2 separate regions of the Homo sapiens genome follow, and region 1 is linked to region 2. Evidence: chromatin loops called from intact Hi-C (ENCODE). Cell type or tissue: ovary. All regions are shown on one strand. Each heading gives the region's core, and the rest is flanking DNA. Links, peaks and the distances in the headings are about the cores only.

Region 1 (11,796 bases), core at 6,206-8,705, 160 kb after region 2:
CTCACCCCCAAAATAGGGCCTGTGATTTAAAACACCTCTAAAAAATCACACTGATGCTTCAGTCTGGAACCCTGAGGCAGGTCAATTCTGTTCCCAGTCCAGATCATCCTTCCTTCTTAGCCTCAGACTTGGGGCCATGGCTGGATTCTAGATTACAAACTCTTCTGAGCACAAATTGCCATCTCCATTTCCCATGGTGCCTAGCTCTAGTCTCAGCTCACAGCAGTTACTCAATACAAAATAAAAACAAATTTGTAAATAATTTTTTGAATTATCTACAAATAGTTAAAATTACATGTAAACTTATAATTACAATTATTTACAAATTGATTTATAAATAATTTTTATTTGTAAATAAAAAGCTTATAACAAAATTATGGCTAAATAACTTCAAAGAATAGCTTTGACAAGTAGGTTTTATGATCCCAGAGCAATGACATCAGAAAGTCTTGCACCATATTAATAGTTTCAGGCTATCTTAAGAAATAAAAAGTAATTCAATGAATAGCATTTTGTTTAAGAATTAAGTGAGCATGTTGATGGAATGGCAGCAGAAAAAGACTCGAGTTCCTAAGGCTTCATTATGATTCCTAACCCTTTGCAATCTGAAGAGAGCGCTATACAGTTTTAAACTTGCCACGGCACTCAGAATAGGGGAGGCCTAAGTCCCCCTTCTTTGATAACAAAGAGGGCAGAACACACCTGATAGTGGGTTGGGAGCAAGTCAGGGTAATAAAGGTGAGCCAAGAAGCAGTTCAAGGGGCTTGTGAATGCCATTCACCTCTCAGTGGGATCCAGGAGGGATCAGAGGGTGTTAGCTGAGGACGAGATATTTAACCGAGAGAGATGGAGATCTGCAGGGAGCTGGGACTGGGTGCTGCTAATTTCCATCTGGTAGAACTAGCGTGTTCCAGTTCCTTACTATTCAGTTATTAATCAAAGACCTCTCCAAGCACCTGACACACTGCTAAGCTCCACAGGGATAATAAAGCCAGAAAGCTTGGTTTTTGACTCTTAAAGTACTCACAATCTAATTTGGGGAGGGAGAAAATTCAGCAGAAGTTAAATGACTAGAGAACAATTAAATGCTAAGCTCTAAGTTCAAGAGGAGTTCACAGGAGGGCAAGATCTGGATGGAGTAAAGGTGCAAGACAAAAAGCCTCAGAAGAAGCCTCAAGAAAATGAGGAACCAAACTGGGGAACTAAGGTTGTTTGTAAATCAGGTGCATGTGGATAAGCCCTTCTTGAGAGGGGCGGGTTTGGACGGATGTCCTTGAATGGTGGTCCAGCAGGACAGAGCTGAAATTCATTAGTAAATCCTGACACACTGTTTTTGGAAGCGATGGAGTCTGTGATGAAAATATAAGAGGGCTGGAAAACAAAGAAGACAGAAGCAAATAATCCTTGGTTGTTTCCATGCCTGAAGAGGCTCACTGTGGCATGAAAATCAACATGAAAACAGTCAGAATACCATAGCATCCAAACTGGGCATTGTGTAGACATTCCGTGGTCTAAGTTTTAAAACATTTATTAACTCCTTATTAGCCTCTTGATTTCTGGAAGAGAATATTTAACTTAATGACAAAAGAGGAGAAAGATCCAGCAACCTACCATGGGGGCTTCTTATGCATGAATGTTCACACAAGACTATGAAGTAGATATCATGGTCCCTGTTCTACAGATGAGGAAAAGGAAGTTTATGGAGAATAAACAGCTCACCTAAATTTGTCCAAATGGTAGAGTGGCAGACCTAGATTTTAAACCCTGGTATGCATGTTGCCCAAGCCCATTTTCTCTATCCATGTAGACAGCACCTGATACCCTTCGAGAGAAGAGTCTATGATGTCTCATTTGTTGTGTGGTCAGAGAGCTGAACCTGGAGCTGGGAGTGACAAGAACTGTTTTTTTTTTATTCATGCTTTCCTATTAGTTCTAAGACTTTGGACAAGGCACTCCCTTCTTTTGGTTCTATTATCTAAACTTTAAAAATAGGGTATATAATTAAATTGTTGGTAAGGTATCATCTGTGTAAGTTTGTAATTCTAAGTGTACAAATGCCTTCTCCATCAGAGAATGACCATTGAATAATATGACTGCTCTAATAAAAAGAGGAAAGGGAATATGCAGACACATGCTGATTTTTATATTTAGAAACCCACCAAGATATAAATATAAATTTAGAAATCTGCCAAGATCTAAATCTGATAAATATGAACTGTTCTGCCACAACAGCAATGGCAGCTCCAGGACTTTAAAGAAGAAGGTTCAGTGACAGCAGGTTTATCTCACAACTGTTTGCAATAAGCCCACTGCCTTCATTTATATGGCATGCATTTAGTCCCCAAGAACATCTATTAGGCCTCCAAGCCACCCCTCAGCACTGCTACTGCCCACTCAAATCCTCAGAAAAAGGCTTGAAGGCTGCACACAAATACAATCCAGTCAGGGAACCTACAAAAATGAAACCACCAGAGGTAAGAGACCACAGAGAGGATAGCCTAGACAGGTAGTCACTATTTAGGGCTGCTTAACATCCATCCTGCAGTCACCAGCCCTTGCAATTTTGCAAAAGGGGTGTGTGTGTGTGTGTGTGTGTGTGTGTGTGTGTGTGTGTGTGTGTGTGTGTGTAGTGTGGTGTGAAATACCTTGACCAAATATGTGGTCCCAATACTGACCAACTATGTGAATCAGACAAGATGTGTGTGTCTGCTATCGCCCAAGGATCATCAGTTTGCTGCAGAACTGGCTGATAAAAAAGACAAGGCAGGAGGCCCTGATGAGTGCTGGTCTTAGAAATAAAAAGGGGATAATTGAAGCAGACAAAAGGCATTGAGAAAGACCTTGTCCAATTCACATCTGAATAAAGTCCATCAGTAATCCCTAAGTTCCTACACATCTAACTCCTGCAATGCTTAACTGTTTTTAACACCTATCTGCTTCCTACAGTCAACTGCAGGAAAAGCCTTAAAACAAAGAGTCACTGTGCTAGGAAAAAAAAATGGCAAAACTGGTGAAAATTAAAGTTCATTTCCCAGTAGACCTAAGGGAGACCTAGGAGAAGAATTCCTGCGGTATAATCTGATCGGGGCAGTTGGAAAGGAGTGCAGGTAAACAGGCCAACCTCTAGGGTCTTTGTGACAAAAACAGGTGGGAGAGAATGTCAAGGATAAGATGAAACAGGGGCTTCAACATGATCCCAATGGAGGGGAGAGGTGTAGATGAGAGGAAGAAAGAGAAAGAACAGTTAAAGCATGGAAAGAGACAGAAGAGAGAGGAGGGCCACGAGCATGTATCAGGGAGGGCCATAGAAGGGCAACCACCTTCTCGAAGGCCCCTTGGGATGTGTATGGGTGACAGGTGCTCCCTAAGGAAACCCTGGGGAACCCCAGAATGACTCTAATAGCCACATCGACATCATAATTCAAGCACATATATATATTTTTGAGATCTACAATATCTAAAATCCAATGAGGCACTGGAGCTCCAAGGATCATATGTCCTGGCAGGAGGTGAGCAGAAGTAAGTGGTTTTGAATGGCAGGGAATCACTTTCCCAGCAGAGGGAGTGGCTTGGTTAAAAGCAAGTGCATCTGCCAACTGTGATCCTTCTCTTGGAGCTTCTCATTACTCCTATTTGATAGGAAGGAGAAGCTAAGTCAGAGAAGCTAACTGATTAGCTTTGAGTCACCACACCTAACTACTGACAAAGATGAGAGTAAAGCCAAAACCTCCTGATTTGTAGGATGGTATTTTTTCTTGTGTATCACAACTGAGGTAAAATGGATGCAAACCAGAAAAAAAAGTAGATTGGAAATTATAGGAAATCAAATGGGAAGCAAATATTCAGGATGAATTCTCAATGAAACCTATAAAGAAAATATGAGGTGGCCAGGCGCGGTGGTTCAGGTCTGTAATCCCAGCACTTTGGGAGGCTGAGGAGGGCAGATCACTTGAGGTCAGGAGTTTCAGACCAGCCTGGCCAACATGGTGAAACCCCGCCTCTACTGAAAATAAAAAAATTAGCTGGGTGTGGTGGCACACTCCTGTAATCCCTGCTACTCGGGAGGTTGAGGCAGGAGAATAGCTTGAACCCAGGAGGCAGATGTTGCAGTAAGCCGAGCTCATGTCAATGCACTCCAGCCTGGGTGACAGAGCAAGATTCTGTCTCAATTAGTAGAAAAAAAGACAAAAGAAAAAAGAAAAAAGGGACGGAAGGAAGGAAGGAAGGGTAAATATGGGGAATTCTTTTATGACCTTAAGAATGAAAGTTTGCCTTATATAAGCTGCACCTGGTTTCCACAGAGAGCAGGAAATTCACCCCCTACCTTCTCCCAACCTCCAGCCCCTCCCAATTCTGTTCTTTAATAGAAGTGACCAGTGGGGAATTTTTCTCTCCCTGTGTGACTTCACAGAGATGAATCATGGCTCCTTGAAAAACTGCAACAGGCAAATTGGCTTAGGAATAATTAAACAGCAACAGACCAAGTTCCCTGAATCCAGGCACTGCCTCCACTAACAAGGTTTATCTACAAAATACTGTACTGTGTAAGTAAATCTTGTGAAAAATAACATCTGGAACTTTAAGATGTAGACACAACTGATTTAAGCATGTGACACCTGTCTTTAGAGAAAAGTGATTAGCCCACAAAAGCAAACCTGTTTTCACAAACTGTCAGCCATAAACATATTTTAAAAATTGCTTGTGTCAAAGATTTGTATAAGTGGCTTAAATGTGAATTCAGGAAGACCAAGAATGCAAAATGGTATTTTGCTAACAAATGGAATTTGCTGCCCTTTGCAATTCTACAGCTGATTCCACTGCAGGATTTCACTTTTTATGGCAGAATATGGAAGTTTTGACATTGCAAACACGTGAAACTTATAAATCTGGTATTCACATTTCTTAAAAGAATTATCAGTCACAATATGTTCTTTCTGTAATTTGAAGGTCTTATCAGCAGGGACCTTCTTGCTATTTTTAAGCATGTATAATACCAGTTCAAGCTCTCTAACCTGTTTCTGATTGGATCTTTTACATTCCTCACCCAATAATGCTAACACAGCTTTTGCAGTAAGCCATAATAGTATTTGAAATTTGTAAGGTGTTTACTCATTCCACTTATCCTCATTCTTGATTGTAAGGTCCTTTTGAAGAACATTTTAATAATTATTTGCCCATGTATCTTAGGGAAAATCAGTTAACCCTTTTGACTATGTGGAAAAGGCACCACTGAAGTTGAGAAGCCGCTTGGCTTATATCTGCTGTAAAATGCTGTCCTGGTATGAGTGGAATTTCAAATTGCATGCTAACAGGTAAAGAAGCGATAACCTGGCCGGGCACAGTGGCTCACGCTTGTAATCCCAGGACTTTGGGAGGCCAAGGTGGGTGGATCACCTGATGTCGGGAGTTTGAGACCAGCCTGACCAACATGGAGAAACCCTGTCTCTACTAAAAATACAAAATTAGCCGGGCATAGTGGTGCATGCCTGTAATCCCAGCAATAAGCTTTCTACAGCTGATTTAACTTCATGTATGTTTTACACTAGAAAAAGAAATCCATGATACATGGCCGGGTGTGGTGGCTCATGCCTATAATCCTAGCATTTTTTGAGACCGAGGCGGGTGGATCACCTGAGGTCAGGAGTTCAAGACCAGCCTGGCCAACATGGTAAAACCCCATCTCTACTAAAAATACAAAAGTTAGCTGGGTGTGGTGTCATGCGTCTATAATCCCGCTACTCAGGAGGCTGAGGCAGGAGAATCGCTTGAACTCGGGAGGCGGAGGTTGCAGTGAGCCGAGATCATATCACTGCACTCCAGCCTGGGCAACAGAGTGAGACTGAGTCTCAAAAAAAAAAGATAAAAAATTATACAAGGAGAAAAATAAGTCATCAAATTGCAAAGTATCAAAGAGTAAGCGCTAACTGAAAAAGATACATCTACTCAATGACTTCTGGGCAGGGTAAACAAGGAATTAGAAAGACCATGAAGGAGAGGGCCTTTGATCTCCAGAGGCTGTTAGAAAACACTATCTGTGTTTTAATCTTTTTTTTTTCTCCCCCAAATGAAGTAAAAAATGCTAAGTGGTGGCCAGGCGCAGTGGCTCACTCCTGTAATCCCAGCACTTTGGGAGGCCGAGGCGGGCAGATCGCCTGAGGTCAGGAGTTTGAGACCAGCCTGACCAACATGGAGAAACCCTGTCTCTACTAAAGATACAAAATTAGCCAAGCATGGTTGTGCACGCCTGTAATCCCAGCTACTTGGGAGGCTGAGGCAGGAGAATTGCTTGAACCCAGGATCCAGAGGTCACGGTGAGCCAAGATCACACCATTGCACTCCAGCCTGGGCAACAAGAGCAAAACTCCGTCTCAAAAAAAAAAAACAAAACAAAAAACCCCACAAAACTCTAAGTGGTTCTACAACACCAAGAAATTAAAGTAAAGCAACTATTGATGAAAATGTTTTGGAACTCGATGCTGTAAAGGTGTGTGGTGGTTGCACAGCATAGTGAATGTACTAAAATGCCACTGAATTGTACACTGTAAAATGGCTAATTTTATGTTATGTGAATTTCACTTCAATTAAAGAAATAAAGCAAGTGTACTCTGGTTAAGGTGAATGAGAAACTTTCGCCATTTTCTTATGGTGCTTTGATAAAGAGAATATTTAACACTTTAGAAACATGTTATCAAAAAAATCCTTAGACGAATTCAGCGATTAATTCAGAGGGAGCAAAAGTTAACCAAGGAGCAGTTATGCAATGTTTTTTTCCTATTCTACTTTTTCCAGCCCACCTAAAGGCTGTAAATGGTCATCATCAGGTTTTAATAGCTTCTCTGACTTCTCCTTTCCTAATCTCTCTCCTACCCAGATTTACTCTTTCAAAATTTATTGAACTCCTACATGCCCCACGCTCTAGAATAGGTGCTAGCACTGCCAAGATGAGTAATACACCTCACCGTTCCTCAAGGAGTTCACAGTCTGTATTCAAATTTTTAAAACTTCCCATGACGCTTCCCTACTGACTCTAGTTACACAAACTCTAAAACTTTAATGATCCCACTTAACTTGGAGAGCAGCACCCTTCTGAGGCTCTCCATTACATATTCAATTATCGGTGCTGTCTGTGCCCCCTTCTTTTATTTTTTCCTCAGGTCAAAGAGCGATTTTAAAGATTCTAAACAGAAACATCACTTTCTTGATTTTCAAGTGCTATACAAATAGAGCTCCTGCTTCACATGATCCTTTAAAATAAGCACTGAAAGTCTGTGAAGCTGGGACTGGTTCTAGGAATTATTCATGCATCTAAGGTCATTTCAAAGGCTTCCCTTCTCTTCACCCCACCCTCTGTTCTCACCTCGTCACCAGCATCTCCCATTACCCTCATCTATAAGGCCAGGTCTCTGGAGCTCACTGCCTGTGACCACATCAGTCCCTTCTTCAAAAACAGTTTTGTTTACCTCATGTTTTCCTTTTTCTTATCCTCTCACAACTGAATTCCTTTTCATTCAACTTTCATTTTTGTTTTAACTGTGACCTCACAGCTATCCTTGGGAAAACACATTGGCTTTCACCTTGAAAGGAAGAGTCCCCACCAGCCTCAGATCCAAAATGAGCCTGTGATGGGCTGGAACAGTGACAACTCAAGAGTGATGCAGGCAAAGCAAAACAAGAGAGCAAAAATCACAGGCAAAGCCACGCTGGCTTCTGCAGACAGGAAAAATGTAATGTTTGCCAAGTGGAAAAAGCATCGACTTAGAAAGAAAAATCATTTTCAAGCTGCTGAGAGTCCCCCAAAATGGAGACGAATCAAAACAACTCAAAGCAATCTAACTGCTAATATGCAGCCTAATTTTGACACAGATGTTGTTCGGAACTCACTCAATGTGAAACAGAAGCTATAACATTTAAACTAAATACCTCATTTATGGATGGAAGCAGCTACAGGTTGTCACTCAGCCAATGTGTCAGTGGCACAGCTGGTAATTTCACCATGCAACTGGGAAAAGCAGTTTGTCAGTCACAAGAAACCAGATATTTGGGGGGATTTTCACATCAAACCACTTCTCGCAGTGGACTCTGACCATCATCAGACTTGCTAAATGCACGTACAGTGCAGGGCCAGTCCTTCTGTATCTTTAAGGAGGCTGCCAAATTTACAGCGCATATATGGAGAGGAAACACACAGTGGGAAGGGGTAACACTGGCATTATTTTAACACATTATAGAGGACTGGGCAACAGAGGAGCAGGAACTGAGGAAACCTAAACAAATGGCTCCCAATTATGATTTCATTAATCTTGGAAAACATGAAGCAGTAAGACAAGTGTGGTCTAATTGTTTCTCATCTGACTTGGCTTGGAAAACCTTACTCTCACTTAATTCCATTGACAGATAAACATCTTGGGACAGCTGACCTTTTCTTTGTCTAGCCAAGTTTCCTTTGAACATGTTATAAAGTTTTTTGATCACCACCAAATATAATACCAGATGAAAGTCATTATACAAAGAGAATCAAATTAACAACAGTTAAGGAGAAAAAGTTCCTGTAAGGGTTCTGGCATGTCAACAATTAACAAGAGTTAATTGCCTCTTCTTAATATTTCAAACACATGTTAATTAGTAGGCCAATAAAAATTTTATATACTATACAAACAGTGATAATCTTGGTGCCACCTAGTTTGTGGCTCACCACAGAAAACACCTAATCAAAAAAAAAATCACAGTATCCTACTTATAGATAATAACCCACCATCCATGTCATCAACTTTTTTTTTTGAGACGGAGTCTTACTCTATCCCCCAGGCTGGGGTGCAATGATCTCAGCTCACTGTAAACTCTGCCTCCTGGGATCAAGCAATTCTCCTGCCTCAGCCTCCTGAGTAGCTGGGATTACAGGCACCCACCATCATGCTTGGCTAATTTTTGTATTTTTAGTAGAGACAGGGTTTCACCATGTTGGCCAGCCTGGTCTCGAACTCCTGACTTCAAGTGATCCGCCCGCTTTGGCCTCCCAAAGTGCTGGAATTACAGGCATGAGCCTCCGCACCCAGCCATCAACTTTCTACTGCTATGAACTTAGACATTTCACAGCTCAAACTGGGTATGAAACATGGAAAAAAATGACTAAATAAAATAATGGACTTCTTTCATACAAAGCGTGAGTGAGTGTAGATGTAATAAGTACATCTAAATTTGTCATGGTGAATTAAACCAGCTTCAGGCAAAGAGGCAGAGTATTAGGTTGAAATGGTCCATTTCCTTTCAATTTGTTAATATGGAGAATCTGAAATTTATTTTTTACTTGATTAAAAATTAAATTAGGTTTCATTTTTGTATGCAGAGCTCTTTCCTTGAGTATTTCATTTGGTAATGGCCAGGGTGGAATGAAGCCAGTAATCAAACACTGCAGACTTTGGAAACCCTCCTGGTTTTTCAGACTCTTAATAAAGCCTGAGAAGAGCACCAGTGTAGGGAGTGGGTGTCTTTGTTTTTGTGATGACTCACTTAATCCAGTATTCATTCATTTATTTTTAAGTCATTCCTCAAATATGTGGAAGCTTTTCTAGAAAGGACCATGGAAAACGCAAAAATACTTGGCCTTTACCCTCAAGAACTTTATAGATCTTTTTCCCCCAACATAAGCAGTCCTCTTACTTTAATAATCAGCAATCTCACAAATTAACTTTTCTATTCTTCTCCTTGAAACAAATTCCTCTTTAGGAGTATATTTTCAAGAGAATATGAGATCAGCCTACTCATTCGATCCGGCTAATTTTTTTGTATTTTTAGTAGAGATGGGATTTCACTGTGTTAGCCAGGATGGTCTCGATCTCCTGACCTCGTGATCCGCCCACCTCAGCCTCCCAAAGTGCTGGGATTATAGGCATGAGCGACCGCGCCCGGCCTTTTAAATAGGGTCTCTATTTTCAACTGAATTAATCTGTATTTCAAGTCTACCTGTTGTTTCTTTACTCCATTTTCCCTGAAGCCAAAGTATAAGCTTCCTGAAGAGCTGTTTTATTCATCCCTTTTAGTACCTGCTGCATTAAAGATATTTTTTAAAATACTGGATAACTTTTCAATTGAGCAAGTTAGCTAATATTAGCAGAATCTAATACATGTCTAAAGAAAATTGGAGTTACATAACATCTTGGTTACTTAGGTCTCTCTGGCATGGGCAATTTCGTGGATGTTCTTAAAGTGAACATGAAGACTTGAACAACTTGGTTTGCATGACTTTTGTGGGATTTTTCTGGGTCAAGTGAATAGCGAGCCATTTTCACAGATCACCTCAGTCCACTCAGGGGTAGAGCTGTGTTTACTTTTATACCTCGAGTGCACAGTATAAATCCTATCACAGAATAGGGTCCTAGTCAAGTTTCATCATGAGATTTTAGGAATTCAGTCACATCTTCAGGCTCTACTTCTAATTCTAGCTCTGTTGCTACTTCCATCACCTCTGCAATTACTTCTTCCACTTGAGTCTTGAACCTCTCAAAGTCATGCAGGAGGGCTGGAATATACTTCTCCCAAACTCCTGTTTATGGACATCTTCCCATAAATCAAGAATGTTCTTAATGGCATCTAGAATGGTGAATCTTTTCCAGAAGGTTTTCAATTGACTTTGTCCAGATCCATCAGAGGAATCACTATCTATGGCAGCTACAGCCTTACAAATGTTTTCTTAAATAATAAAACTTGCAAGTCAAAATTATGCCTTGATTTATGGGCTGCAGAATAGATGCTGTGTTAGCAGGCATAAAGATATTAATCTCCTTGTATATCTCCATCAGAGCTCTTGGGTAATTAGGTGCATTGTCAATGAGCAGTATATTTTGTATTTTTTTAAATAAAAACATCCAGCCCAATATATCAAGAGCAGTAATATTTTGAAAGGAAGCTTTGTCTCTTGAGTAGTAGGTCTCAACAGTGGGTTTAAAATATTCAGCAAACCATCCTGTAAACAGATGTGCTGTCATCTAGGCTTTGTTGTTCCACTTACAGAGCACAGGCAGAATAGATTTAGCATAATTCTTAAGGGCCTGAGGATTTTCAGAATGGTAAATGAGCACTGGCTTCAACTTAAAGTCAACAGCTACACAGAATCAGCCTGTCCCTTGAAGCTTTGAAGCCAGCTATTGACTTCTCTTTAGCCACGAGAGTCCTGAATGACATCGTCGAATATAAGGCAGTTTTGTTTATATGGAAAACATGTTGATTAGTGTAGCCACCTTAATCAATTATCTTAACTAGATTTTCTGGATAAATTGCTGCAGCTTCTACATCAGTACCTGCTGCTTCACCTTGCACTTTTATGCTATGCAGATGGCTTCTCTCCTTAAGTCTCAACCAACCTTTGCTACCTTCAAACTTTTCTTCTGCAGCTTCCTGACCTCTCTCAGTCTTTACAGAATTAAAGAGAATTAGGACCTTGTCCTGAATTAGGTTTGGCTTAAGGGAATGTGACTGGTTTGATAGTCTATCCAGACCACTCAAACTTTCTCCATATCAGCAATGAGGCTATGTCATGTACTTATCGTGAAACCAGTGTGTTCACAGGAGTAGCACTTTTTTTTTTTGAGATGGAGTCTCGCTCTGTCGCCCAGGCTGGAGTGCAGTGGTGCGATCTCGGCTCACTGCAAGCTCTGCCTCCGGGGTTCACACCATTCTCCTGCCTCAGCCTTCCGAGTAGCTGGGACTACAGGCGCCCACCACCACGGCCGGCAAATCTTTTGTATTTTTAGTAGAGACAGGGTTTCATTGTGTTAGCCAGGATGGCCTTGATCTCCTAAC
Region 2 (11,796 bases), core at 3,592-6,091:
GGACAGTAAGAAACAGAGAGGCAATGACAGCAGATAAGAAACACCAACCAAATGGTGAGAGCCAAAGAGAGGGAGGTGGAGCAGTGCCCTAAGCCCGCTGGAGAAAGCAGAAGCAGCCTGTCCGTGTGTGTTGGCTGCATGAGGAGGACAAATAAGATGCAGCCTGAAGTGAGCCACAGAATCCCAGAGAGGCTCAGGAATTCAAGTATAAAAAGTATTTCCAAAGATTAGCTGAAAGCCTTCCTCAGGAGTAGTTAGACCCCCAAATTCCACACCAGCTGAAGACAGGAAAATTTGTTCTCCAGAGAGGGAAAGCAGAGAGGGCCTGGACTTGGGGTATCAGGTACAGCTGAGGCTGGGGGCAAGTCTCTGTACTGAAAGCAGGGGGAGTAAGTGAAAGCCTAAACACTGAAATGAGGTCCCCCACATACACCAGCACCCCACATTCCACAGTTCAGCTCCCAGAATGTTGGCAGCTCATTTGATATTCCCTAGGAAGAGGTTAGAGGATGCTTTTGTGGAGAAACTGCCTAACCCAAAGTAAAGACCTACAGATAGTGCCATATGGGGTCCCCCAATGAAATGGATTCCCTGACTCCTAGCAAAACAGTGAAGCTCATCAGACAACAAGCAACATGCCTCACACAGAGCTTCCAGGTCATTCTGGAGAGCCTCACTCTTCAATTTGAACTGTTTACCAGTGATTATTAAACATGATGAATGCCTCTAAGTGAAAGAAGAGATCAAAATGAACAAATAAAATGAGCTTAGGGAAAACGGAGACAATGCAGGCTGCAAAAGGAAACAACAAAGCAAACTATAATATTATCAGAGAGAACAAAGATGTATTGCTAGGATCCCCTCCCACCAACAAAAGAAGGGCATAGTGAGAAAACAAGACTCTTGAGTAATTAAAAGTATGATTACAAAAGTGAACATTTTCTATTGAAGGATTAAAATATAAAGTGGAAGCACTCTTTCAGAAGGTAGAATAAAAAGACAAAGAGACACAAAATAAGAGAGAAAGGATTAAAAGAGGATAAATTTGGGAGACCCACTATCTGATTAATATGAGCCCAGAAATACAGAACAAAGAAAAGAAGAAAGAGAGGAAATTAACAAAGAAAATTTGCCAGGGCTGGAGGACACAAGTAAAAAGAAGATTCCAGAAGCTTCCCGAGGGAAAAAAGATCACAGGCAAAGGATCAAGGACCCAGAATAGGATCTGACTTTCACCAGCAACTCTGAACCAGAAAAACAGTGAAGGAAGGCTGTAGAAGTCTAGTGAAAGATTATTTCCAACCTAGAATTGTATAGCCAGTCTATACCTAGTATAGAGTTGTATACCTATTCTTACTACCAGTCAAGGGTAAAGAAGAACAAAGTCATGCACAGGCAGTCCCAAGATTTCCCTGCCCTCATCCTTTCTAGCAGGGATGTTCCCCACTGAAACTCATGTGTAAGCCAGAGAGGAAAACATGAGTTTCAGAAAACAGGCTTGAGCAGAGCAGAGCAAGGAATTCCCAGGAGGGTAGCTGCGCAGCAGGCGTGGAAAGCGTCCAGTCCAAGGTAGACAATGGGCTCCAGGAGAGATGTCACCATGAAAAGAAAATGGAACTGAGGGAATACCAGGTGTGTTCGAACACGTTAAGAAAAGCATTACACGTTGGTGAAGCGTTCGGTGAGGCCCATGGAAATCCAAGCTAATAAAAAAATGTGAAACAATTAACTTCAGAAAAAAAAAGTTGTACAGGAAGGGAATCTAATTGGAATATGCTACTTAGATCAGTTGTGAATATTATTTACAGCACATATTATTTATGTATGAATAACAAACACTAAGCATTAACTAAAAGCTTTGATGTAATTACATTGGAAGAATGGGAACATGAGTGTGAGGAGATTGGGGGAGTTAGGCTATGTAAGAAAATAAAACCAGAATCTTTCATAGTAGAAAAGTCAGTAGACAATATCTGAAGCCAAAAAACCAAGAAATAGCAGTAAGAACATGTAATTTTGAGGTGTGGAAGTGAGTTCTCTAATAACAACTAAAATATTATCTCAGGGAGAGAGAATTATGAATGGGGGAAGAAAACTGCTGTTTTTCCTATTAAGCCTAGCAGTGATTTTTGGCTTTGTAAGACACTTTACATATTACTTTGATTAAAAAAAATTAATTTATAATATAACACACAATGATTTATTTTTAGCACAACTATTGCATTTATTAAAGAGCTCTGCTTCCTTTTTGATTTTCTGCCTAATTTTGAAACCTCAAGATTTTTCCTAATCTTCAAAGTTCACAATTCTTCGTATCCTTTTCTGGCCTGCACTCAGGGTGAGGATTAAATATAGCCAGGGTGCATTCATCTTTGTCATTCATTTATGCACTACGAGGGCTGAAGAGTTCATACAAATACCATCAGGTACCAGGATATGGGCAATCTGTAGAATTTACTTTTTACAACCATTTGCTTGAAGAAGGATCAACTGAGAGCCATAAAGGTGGTGTTAGGGATGTGATAGGAAGGAGCTAGAACCCTTCAGGGTGGTGGAGGGACACTTGAGGTGTGACTTCATCATCATTTTCAAATATACAAAAGAGGGTTTCCAGCTGCTCTATATCTACAGATGGAGAAGAGGAAATGGATTCATAGCAGAGCCTAAGGAATTTAGGTAGAGATAGATGAATTTCCTAACCTAGCAAGAGTTACCCAGGCCAGCTAAAGAATCCTCTTCTTTCTAATAAAGACGATTTTCATTTTCTGTAGAATAGGAAAGAAACATACAACCTTCTCAGCCCTCCAAACCCCATCTTGCAGTGATTTTGTTGTAAGAAATACTGGAAGAGACATGGTCTCTACAGGGACCACACAGTCCTTTGCTGGGACCAGCTTTACGTTGGAGGCCATTTGTCCCATGCAGCCCACACCTAGTCCAGGAGCCTCAGCACAAAATTAATTCTCCATAATGTCAGAAGAGTTTTTAGTGAGCACGAGGCTGGATCTAACTAGAGCCAAAGCTTGTCTCTAGGACCATGATGCGGCTTGCCTGGCTGTATGCACTCTGTTGTCTGATGGGAGTAGAAATTACAAAACAGTACTTTGTACCATGACCCAAAGGTGTTAGAGGACTTGGATGGATGGGACCATTAAACCCTTTGCCCCACAGCTTGGATTGATGTGGTATTTTGGGCAACTGGCTTCGTTGTTCTGGGAGCCAGGCACCATTAGCACTCAAAGCAGCCACACATCCAAAGGAAGGGGGAAGCTGGGCTTCATGGGGCATATGCTAGAGTCGCCTTACCCTCTAACACTGCCCGTGTCTTCCTTATTGCCACTACCCACAGAATTGGGGTGGATGTGGTCCAGTGGGAAGATCTAGAGAGAGATGAGGAAGGCTGACTGGGGGCCCAGTCCTCCCCAGCCTCCTAATACACTCATCGCTGGGTTGCCCCATATGCTCAACACTGGAATGTTGTCCCCCAGGTCAATTCTTAAAATATGAATAAGTCCAGAGGTAAGTATTATATTTAGCATCACTGGGTGTGTCAGATCCTCTTCCTGAAGGCAGGTTTGGCTGGTTGTGAGGGAGACAGAGCTGGAGGCACTAGCCCCACACACAGCAGGGGAGAGGTGGTAGGATGACGTTACCTTTGAACATGGAAATGAGTCTGAGACTAGGTGGGGGCCTCAGAGACACACCACTTCATTAGCCTTTTTTTTCTGTAGGGCTGTTTCTAGTTTTGAGGGCAGGTATTGAGTGACTCCTGGCTCCAAGAGCTGGCTTGGGTTGAAAGGGCCCTCTTTTTAAGTTCCGTCTCCCATCACGTGATAACCCAGCTTCTGGAACCTCTGCATCTTCTTCCAGCCAAGCCAGGCAGAGCCTCCAGCCATAACCAGGATGTGTTACAGACTAGGGAAGCTGAGGCAGTGCAGGTACTCCTCTGCCTGAAGTGGTTAACCCCATCACAGTGAAACCTCAGAAAGCTGATGCCTAACCCCAAACTCTAATACCTGGAGGGCTAACCCCAAGGCCCTCATTCACAGAGGCCTATGAATCATGTGTTTCCCTACCAGATGGAAAGCAGGTGTTGTCCTCTTCTCCCTGCCTCCCCTCTTGAGCACCATAATAAGTTCTAAGGCACACAAATCTCCTCAATGGAAAAGTAAACGTTCTTCCTTAAAAAAAAAGAAAAATGAGGGAAGGGAAAAAAAAGTGTGTCAGATTTTCCTGGCCTACACTACTCTTCTAGTTTATCAGATCTAAATGAATTCCTATTAGCAATAGCTTCCGTGGTTTTTCCTACTTTAAATAACACTGTGTTGAAACACACATCCTTTTTTTTTGTGGGACAACTGGGTTGCAGTTTTTCAGCTCCCAATATTACTTTCATGTTCTCTTTTTCTTCCTGGCTGATTTGAGTAACAGCAAAATGCAGCCATTGCCAACTCTTGAAACATTTCTGGCTGCCTTCCTTTTCCTCTCTCAAAACCTAGGCTGCTGTCAAAACCTTAATTCATAGTGACTTATTAGCAACCAGAGCAAGTTGTAGAATAATCCATTATAAAGAAACCAAGCTTCACTTGGAATCTGTGAAGTTGCTTCTCAGAAAGACCTTATTTTCTAGAACTGGCTTCAGCGGGAATTCAAAGGGTCACCCGTGGGGTGGCATCAGCCCCCACTCCTTTGTTTTATCTTTCAGGGTTAGGGGAGAGTGATGGCTGTGCCCATTCTGTTCTTTCTCACTTTTTTTTCCCTGCCTGTGAAACTGACTTGTACACATTCTTGGGAGCTGCGTCATGACAAGTCCCGTAAATGATTCACACTGAAGTGACCTTTAAAGAGCAGAGTAGAAACCAGCAGGATTTGGGGAGCCTAGAGCTGTGTAGGAGCCAAGCACCCAGGGCTTTCTGTCCCTTTCCTGTAAGTGGGAGCTCACTATTACCTCTCTGGCCACTGATCCTGGTCATGTGATTTGGTGATGATTTTTAATCACCAGGTGAATGCTGGCAATATTTATGTATACTCCTGTGTAAGTTAAACCTTGGAGATTGTGCCGCAATTAAAATTCTGAAAGTGAAAATGAGATGAATAGGCACCCTAAAGGGTTGGTGGATGGGCTCTGCATTATGAAGAGGGAAACTTTTTTAACTCATCAATTTTTTTAAATTTTTTCTGTTTTATTTGTAGCATTAAGTGGCACCAAAACGAATTAAATTAATACAAGAAACAATTTAACCGAAGCTACCAAGGAGTATAAAAAGTTCGCCAAATGCTTATTATGTCACAACTTTCTAAGTTGTTAGTACCACAGATGATTGGAACCAGAGAGCTTTTGCTGCTTTATAAAAAGTGTTTTTAAAATGCTATCCTTTTCCCTATTTCCAGAAGTAAAAATGATCCTCCTGATCATCCCATCCTTTCGTCTCTCTCCATTCTCTTCTTCTACCATCAAGGAACCGTTGTGAAAGGGTCATTTTTAATCTCTGTGGTGAGGATTCCGAGAATCATTGTCATGTACATGCAAAACGCACTGAAAGAACAGGTAAGGCTACCTCCTGATACACAGCACGTTCTGTGTTTGGGTTGCCAGAAACTTAATTACTGGAAAACTACAGCAGGTCCCAGGACAGAAATGTGACCTGTGACAGCGGGCCGTGCAGAAAGCTCCTGCACTCCTCAGCTCCCATCCCCCGCCTCTCCCAGCAAAACTTTTATTTTCCCAGAGTCTGTGTTTTGTTTATGGTTTTGTTTATTGGGTTTTCTCCAACTCGGTGGAGATGGCGTGGGGAGGGAGTAGTTCTGAGTTAGCTGATTTTCCTTCTTATGTAAATGCCAAACAGACGGGATGAACTCTTAAGGTGAAATTTAAACAAGTTTTTTTGTGAACATTTATCATGCCTTTTTAAGTAAAAAAATATACCATAAGATAGGAATAATATTTGTTCATTTCTGTTTTGATGCTAAAATATTGCCTGCCTTTTGTGTTTCCTAGAGACAGTCATGGGAAATTCCTGGTGTGTGTGAGGAAGAACGAGGGAGAAAAGGAGAGGGTTTGAATGAGAGTGTGTATGTGTGTGTACATGCGTGTGTACACATGCGCTTGAGAGTGAGAAATGGGCAAGCTGACCTACATCTCAGCTCAAAGGACAGAGAACTGTAGGGCTTTTGTGCCTGGGGGATTTCTCCTCCTAGTTTTTATTTCCATGCACATTTGGTTATGAATGCCAGTGGAAACCAGAACACCAGGAAAACAGCTGTTCTCATGGTATTTCTGGCCTGCCAAACAAGAGAAGATTGGACTTTTCCCAAGTCTTCTGTTCTCACACAATGTTAATCTCTTCCCCCGTCACCACCTTAGAGTTGGTGACTTGGTCAGTTTCACAAACTTACCTGATTCCAACCTTTTGAGTATAGCTATGTGTCCTTAGTAAATTCAGGACATTTTACCAATAGGTTTACATTGTATTTTGGAATTGTTTTCATTTACTTTTTAAAAAGATATCTGAATTGTTGATATTTTAAAATCTATAACCAAGATTTAAAGTTAGTTTATCAATTAGAAGCAATTGATTGGATAACACATAAAATTATCTGGCTTCCTTATCTGGAAATGCATGCTAAGCAGTTGCCCCTGATTGTAGAATATTTTCTTGTATTTCTATTAATATTTTGCTTGGCCACATTTTGATGACTTGAAGAGGCATTTCCATATCCAGGGCAAAACTAGCTACTTTTGGCTCCTGCATTTTGAAATCAATCCTTCAGTCTTAGGAAACTTGCAGGATTTCTTGAAGAACAGGACAGCGTTTTATTTTAAATCTATTTGTGATATGTGTGTGTGCGCATTGGTAATAGATAATCATAAATTAATGAGCAGCCGGGAGCTTGCTCTCCCTCCTAAAGCTAGGCATTTTAAACTCTCTGGGGAAACGGCCTTTCATAAATCTAAAAGAGAAGGCCCAAGGACCTCAGTGGAAGGCCCAAGGTCTCTCTGACTGAGGTCTAAAAGGTTATTTATCACTTCCCAGATCCCACAAGGACCAAGGGCCAAAATTGCTTTTAGTGATGTCACTATTGGGAAAATGTGTCCTTTCTTAGGTTAAAAAAAAATTTCTTCCTCAGCAGCCTTACTGCCCCACACTGTGTCTACAATTTAAATGTCTCACACAGCCACTGTGTGATTTTCCCTAGTTAAATAGGCTCATTCACCAACACAGCCAGGCTGAAAAGTGTCCAGATCAAGTTTCATCCAATTGAATTCACATTGGGATGAGAAAATGTCCATATAAGGCTGAGTTATTCCTGGGGTCCTCATCCTAGGCTATTTCAGGATTGTTTTCAGGGATGTGTTCACTCTGGAGAGTGGGTAGGATGCCTCCGAGCACCCTTCCCCCAAGAGGTTCATTAAAGTATTCATTCTTAAGCTATGCACAAGTTCAAGTTATATTTCAAAGGAGTAATTTATCCCTCGAAATTTAGTCCTGAAAAAAATCTCACTACAGGATTTATTTCCTCCAGAGTTAAACTTGATTCTTTATTTATGTGGGCACATAACTAGTACCTACAGTGTATTATTTGTTTTTTTTGTTTCTGGGATGTGGATTTTTCGTGAATATAAACTTTGGTTTGAAAAAGCAAAGTGTACCATTTCAGACACTTAAGGGCAGATGAAGGGGGAAGAGAGGTTTTTTTTTTTACTGGAACCAGAAGGCCTGCTTTTGTTTTGCTGTTCAGTATGGACTAACCTCCCTAATAGCACCCCTAACACGTAAGTCCACAAGACAGAAATGTTGCTCCTCAGTAATACTAGAACCATAATTAGTAGTAGTAGTATGCACACAATAGAACTTCTCCCACGCCACCAGTGTTTCCCCAGGTGCATAAGTAAAAACTGTGTTTCCTCAGAAACTGCCTGCTTTTCTTCTTTCCTGTGTTGTTTTTGACTCTGTTCCTTTGTTCTCAACCTGATCCAGCAGCATGGTGCATTGTCCAGGTACCTGTTCCGATGCTGCTACTGCTGTTTCTGGTGTCTTGACAAATACCTGCTCCATCTCAACCAGGTACGTCTCTACCTCTTGCCTCAGGAACACACAGAAGGGTCCAAAGGTGGGCTTCATCTCTTAGGTCAAGGTTTGGCAAATTCTTCTCTAAGGGGCTAAATTGTGTAAACATTTTAGGCTTTCAGACCAGTCTCTCTGTCACAACCACTCAATTCTGCCATCATGGCAGGAAAGCAGCCATAGGTAAAATGTCAATGGGATGGATGTGGCTATGTTCTAATGAACCTTAACTTATCAACACTGAAATTTGAATTTCATATGATTTTTACATGTCAAGAAATTTTCTTTTTTTGATTTTGATTTTTTCTCAACCATTGTAAAATTGTAAAAATTGTTCTTAGCTCCTGCCAGAGAAAAGTGGGCGGTGTGATGGAGCTAGCTCCTGAGCTGTAGTTTGCATACCCTACCCTAGAACCATAGGCCTTTAAAGCCATGCTTCAAATTCTAAAAGAAAGTTTTTCTCTTTTCAGAAATAAAGAGGGAAGGGAGTATTTAGAAACCCTAAGCATAATGAATATATATCAACTAAGAGCTAATTTTCAGTGTCTTCTCTAAGAACTATAATTTTCCTGAACTAGGAAAAGAATTGCCTCCCTAATTTTCATAGATTTCACCAGTCTTTCCTTTTCAAGCTGTAAATATGCCTTTAAAATTATAAAAATTATATCTTGCAATTGTTTGGATTTCAGATTTTTTTCCTTTCCTGAATTTTTCAAATTGATGGAAATTTAAATATGTTGTATTTCTCTATAGAGCATTTAGGAGATTTTAATAGTCCTTAGTCAAATTTACACAAAGCAGTATTTTTGTAAGTTAGCAAACTGTTTTATAATTTAAATGTTCACAGAAATCTCACTTAGAAAAGTATTTCTTATAATTGCCCCCTCCCAAAGAAATGTACCTTTAGAAGTAAAGGGACTAATTAGACCACCTATGTTTAATGTCTTTTAAGGGGTATTTAGAATACTTTTCATTATTCAGGGAAAAATGTAGCCTTCTTATAGTAAGGTCTATTTTTAGGCTCTTAAACTTGGAGAACATTTTAGAGTATATTTAGTTTTCATTTGGATTGCTATAAGCCAGCATGTATAAAACACAATCAAATACCATAGGACCTTTCAGAATGGGGGGGAACATATAACAAGTCAGTCCAAACCGTTTGAATACATTTGTCGTGGTGTAAGATGTTATAGCTATTGTGTATATATCCAGACGGCAACTTCATAAATATTTTGAGATGCATTGCAAAAATGTATTAACTATGATAAAATATATATGCATGAAAAATAAAGTCTAAGAAACATATAGATAGACTAGAAAGACAAAAGCAATGAATGGGACCATTGATATACAAATATGTTGGCCATATGGCCCTACAAGGCCCGAGGGTTGACCTGTTATCCCCTCTCACTGTACTACGGGAATTCAGGTACTTTCCGCATCCCTCTTTCACTCATGGTTTTCATACTGGCCCCTGGAAGCCTAGAGGCTCCTGTGGACACTGTGGGGACCACCACATTAGGAGGGCAGAGAAATGGCTGAGGTGGAGGAAGGGTGGGCCCTGGCCCCATATACCATGCCTATACTGCCTGGCCTTGCGGCCTGAGCAGCTCCACTTTATGTGGTTTAGGGGTGGGAGTGTGGGAGTGTACTGAAGGTTTCATTTGAGGACAGGTCTCTGCTGCTGAAACACATTTGAAAACCTCTGGTCCCATTTTCACATTTGTTTCCTCTGCCCTGTTATCCTGAGATACGTATTTTCCTGCCTTCTGAACTTTCACCACCTTAATTAATCCAGGACCATTTCCCTTGGTAATTCAAAATGTTTCCAAACTCATAAGTGACATTAATGTTAACCACACCTTAATGACCATTGTGAAGGTGACGACTCCTTTTAAAAGCTGTGTCAATGGAAGTAATGATCCCTGATTCACAAAAAAACTAAGCCAGCCTTGATCCAGCTCCTGTAGTGAGTCAGTGGTGCAAACAGGGATAGGTCTTTCAGATTCTAATCATGGTGCCTGTGCACTAGGCTGTGGCTAAACCTGCTTTGTAGTGTCTTTTCCTTGGGGTGACTCCTGTAGAACTGGGTGTTGCCAGCTGATATGGGTGATGCTCAGAGGCCTAAGGTTCAGGAGATTGGGAAGAGGAGGAAGAATGAAAAAACAAGAATTGATGTGAATATTAATGGAGAGGGAAGGGTCACCTCTGGTCTACATTGACTACTGGAAAGCAGAGTGAAATAAAAATGTTTAAGAATAAAGATGATTGTAAATGGTGATCAGAGCAACTGTCAGCCTCATTTGGCAGTAGACAAAGGAAAGTGAGCATAAAGTGAGAAAAGGAATTTAGATTCACCTTTTCAGAAATTTCCTTGCATTGGAATGACTTACTAGGGGACATTGTGGCATCTCTGTCTCTGGAAATCAGATTTAAAAAGGCTGAACCCTATTTTATGTTCCTCATTTTGTGGAATAGGAGCTGGAAAATACTAAAAGAGAATGAGATCCATTTGTTACCATCAAAACTCAGATGCTCATCTTTATTTAACATCAAGGAGATGGTTGTGTTTTCCCACTGCTTCTTAAAAGCCTAATCCATCTTCACTAAATCCTAGTAGGGAGGCAGGTGGCAGTTGCTGCATTTTGTGAACACCCAGCCTAAGGCTGCACAGGCATTCACTTACAAGGTGGGGAATGAAACTCTCAGTCTCATAATTTCTCATTTACTTTTCTCCCTACATCATAAATACTGAGTGTGTGCATACTGAAAAAATTACATGTTCACCTCACACATGCGTTCATCCAGCAACCATGTGTTTATGCTGTATGCAGACTATTTCTACCTGGGCATAATAGGGACCAGGACCATGGTGATACAGAGGTGATACAGAGTCATTACTGTATAGTGCAAAAGGCAAGCCTCCAAGAAATTGACAAGCTAGTTGTTGGGAGCCAGGGGCCAGTAAGTGGTATATGCATGAGACATTTATATGACAGTACAGAAAAGTACATGTTTAAGTGTTGGGATAGGGCTGTGGAAGTTCAGAAAAGGGGAATCTTGGTCACTGGGAGAGGTCATTTGACTCTGTAATTAGGGGAAATTTCCTAGGAGAGGTGGACCTGAGTATAGAGCACCCACTGGAGATCACCAGCTACTAACGACAGCAATAACAGCTGTGGGTATTGGCAATAAACTATTTTGCCAGTTGTATGCTGAGCACTTTTCCTGCATTATATCAGTTGTTAGGTTTTTTGTTTTCGTTTTTGTTTTCTTTTGTTTGAGACGGAGTTTTGCTCCTGTTGCCCAGGCTGGAGTGCAGTGGCACAATCTCAGCTCACTGCAACCTCTGCCTCCCGGGTTCAAGTGATTCTCCTGCCTTATCCTCCGGAGTAGCTGGGACTACAGGCACATGCCACCACATGCTAAGTTTTTGTGTTTTTAGTAGAAACGGCATTTCACCATGTTGGCCAGGCTGGTCTTGAACTCCTGACCTCAGGTGATTTACCCGCCTTGGCCTCCCAAACTGCAGAGATCACAGGCATGAGCCACCATTCGTGGCCAGTTGTTAGTTTTTGAGATAGTGTCTCCAGTTTACAGATAGGGAGATTGAGGCTTAGAGGAGGCACATAGTGGCAGAACTAGGATTTGAATCCAAGTCTGTTTTCCCTCCAGGACCCAAGCCCTTAACCACTGTGCATTTTTAAAATAGCCAGAGGAGGACTCATGA

The links. Peaks named below come from ENCODE experiments on the same cell type or tissue, not always from the same donor. Only the 100,000 strongest peaks of a DNase experiment are listed, where the experiment ranks them.
Region 1: it touches region 2 in a loop (3-fold over the local background); 10 of 110 quality-filtered maps call a loop at or near these places.

What each region holds. Positions count from the first base shown.
Region 1 is chr1:95,014,369-95,026,164 of GRCh38, forward strand. The region is part of intron 3 of ALG14 (ALG14 UDP-N-acetylglucosaminyltransferase subunit); the gene reads right to left. Among named protein-coding and RNA genes, the nearest start is that of ALG14-AS1, 41 kb to the right of the region's middle. In ovary, for the core only: no CTCF peak of the experiment used is centred there; a DNase peak (open chromatin) is centred at 7,673; H3K4me3 peaks cover 518 bases; H3K27ac peaks cover 2,178 bases.
Region 2 is chr1:94,859,352-94,871,147 of GRCh38, forward strand. SLC44A3 (solute carrier family 44 member 3) reads left to right here. Exons shown (of 15, transcript NM_001114106.3): 11 at 5,392-5,548; 12 at 7,980-8,066. Among named protein-coding and RNA genes, the nearest start is that of SLC44A3, 45 kb to the left of the region's middle. RefSeq lists an enhancer at 7,007-7,508. In ovary, for the core only: a CTCF peak has its summit at 4,934; DNase peaks (open chromatin) are centred at 4,830 and 5,695; H3K4me3 peaks cover 1,184 bases; H3K27ac peaks cover 2,500 bases.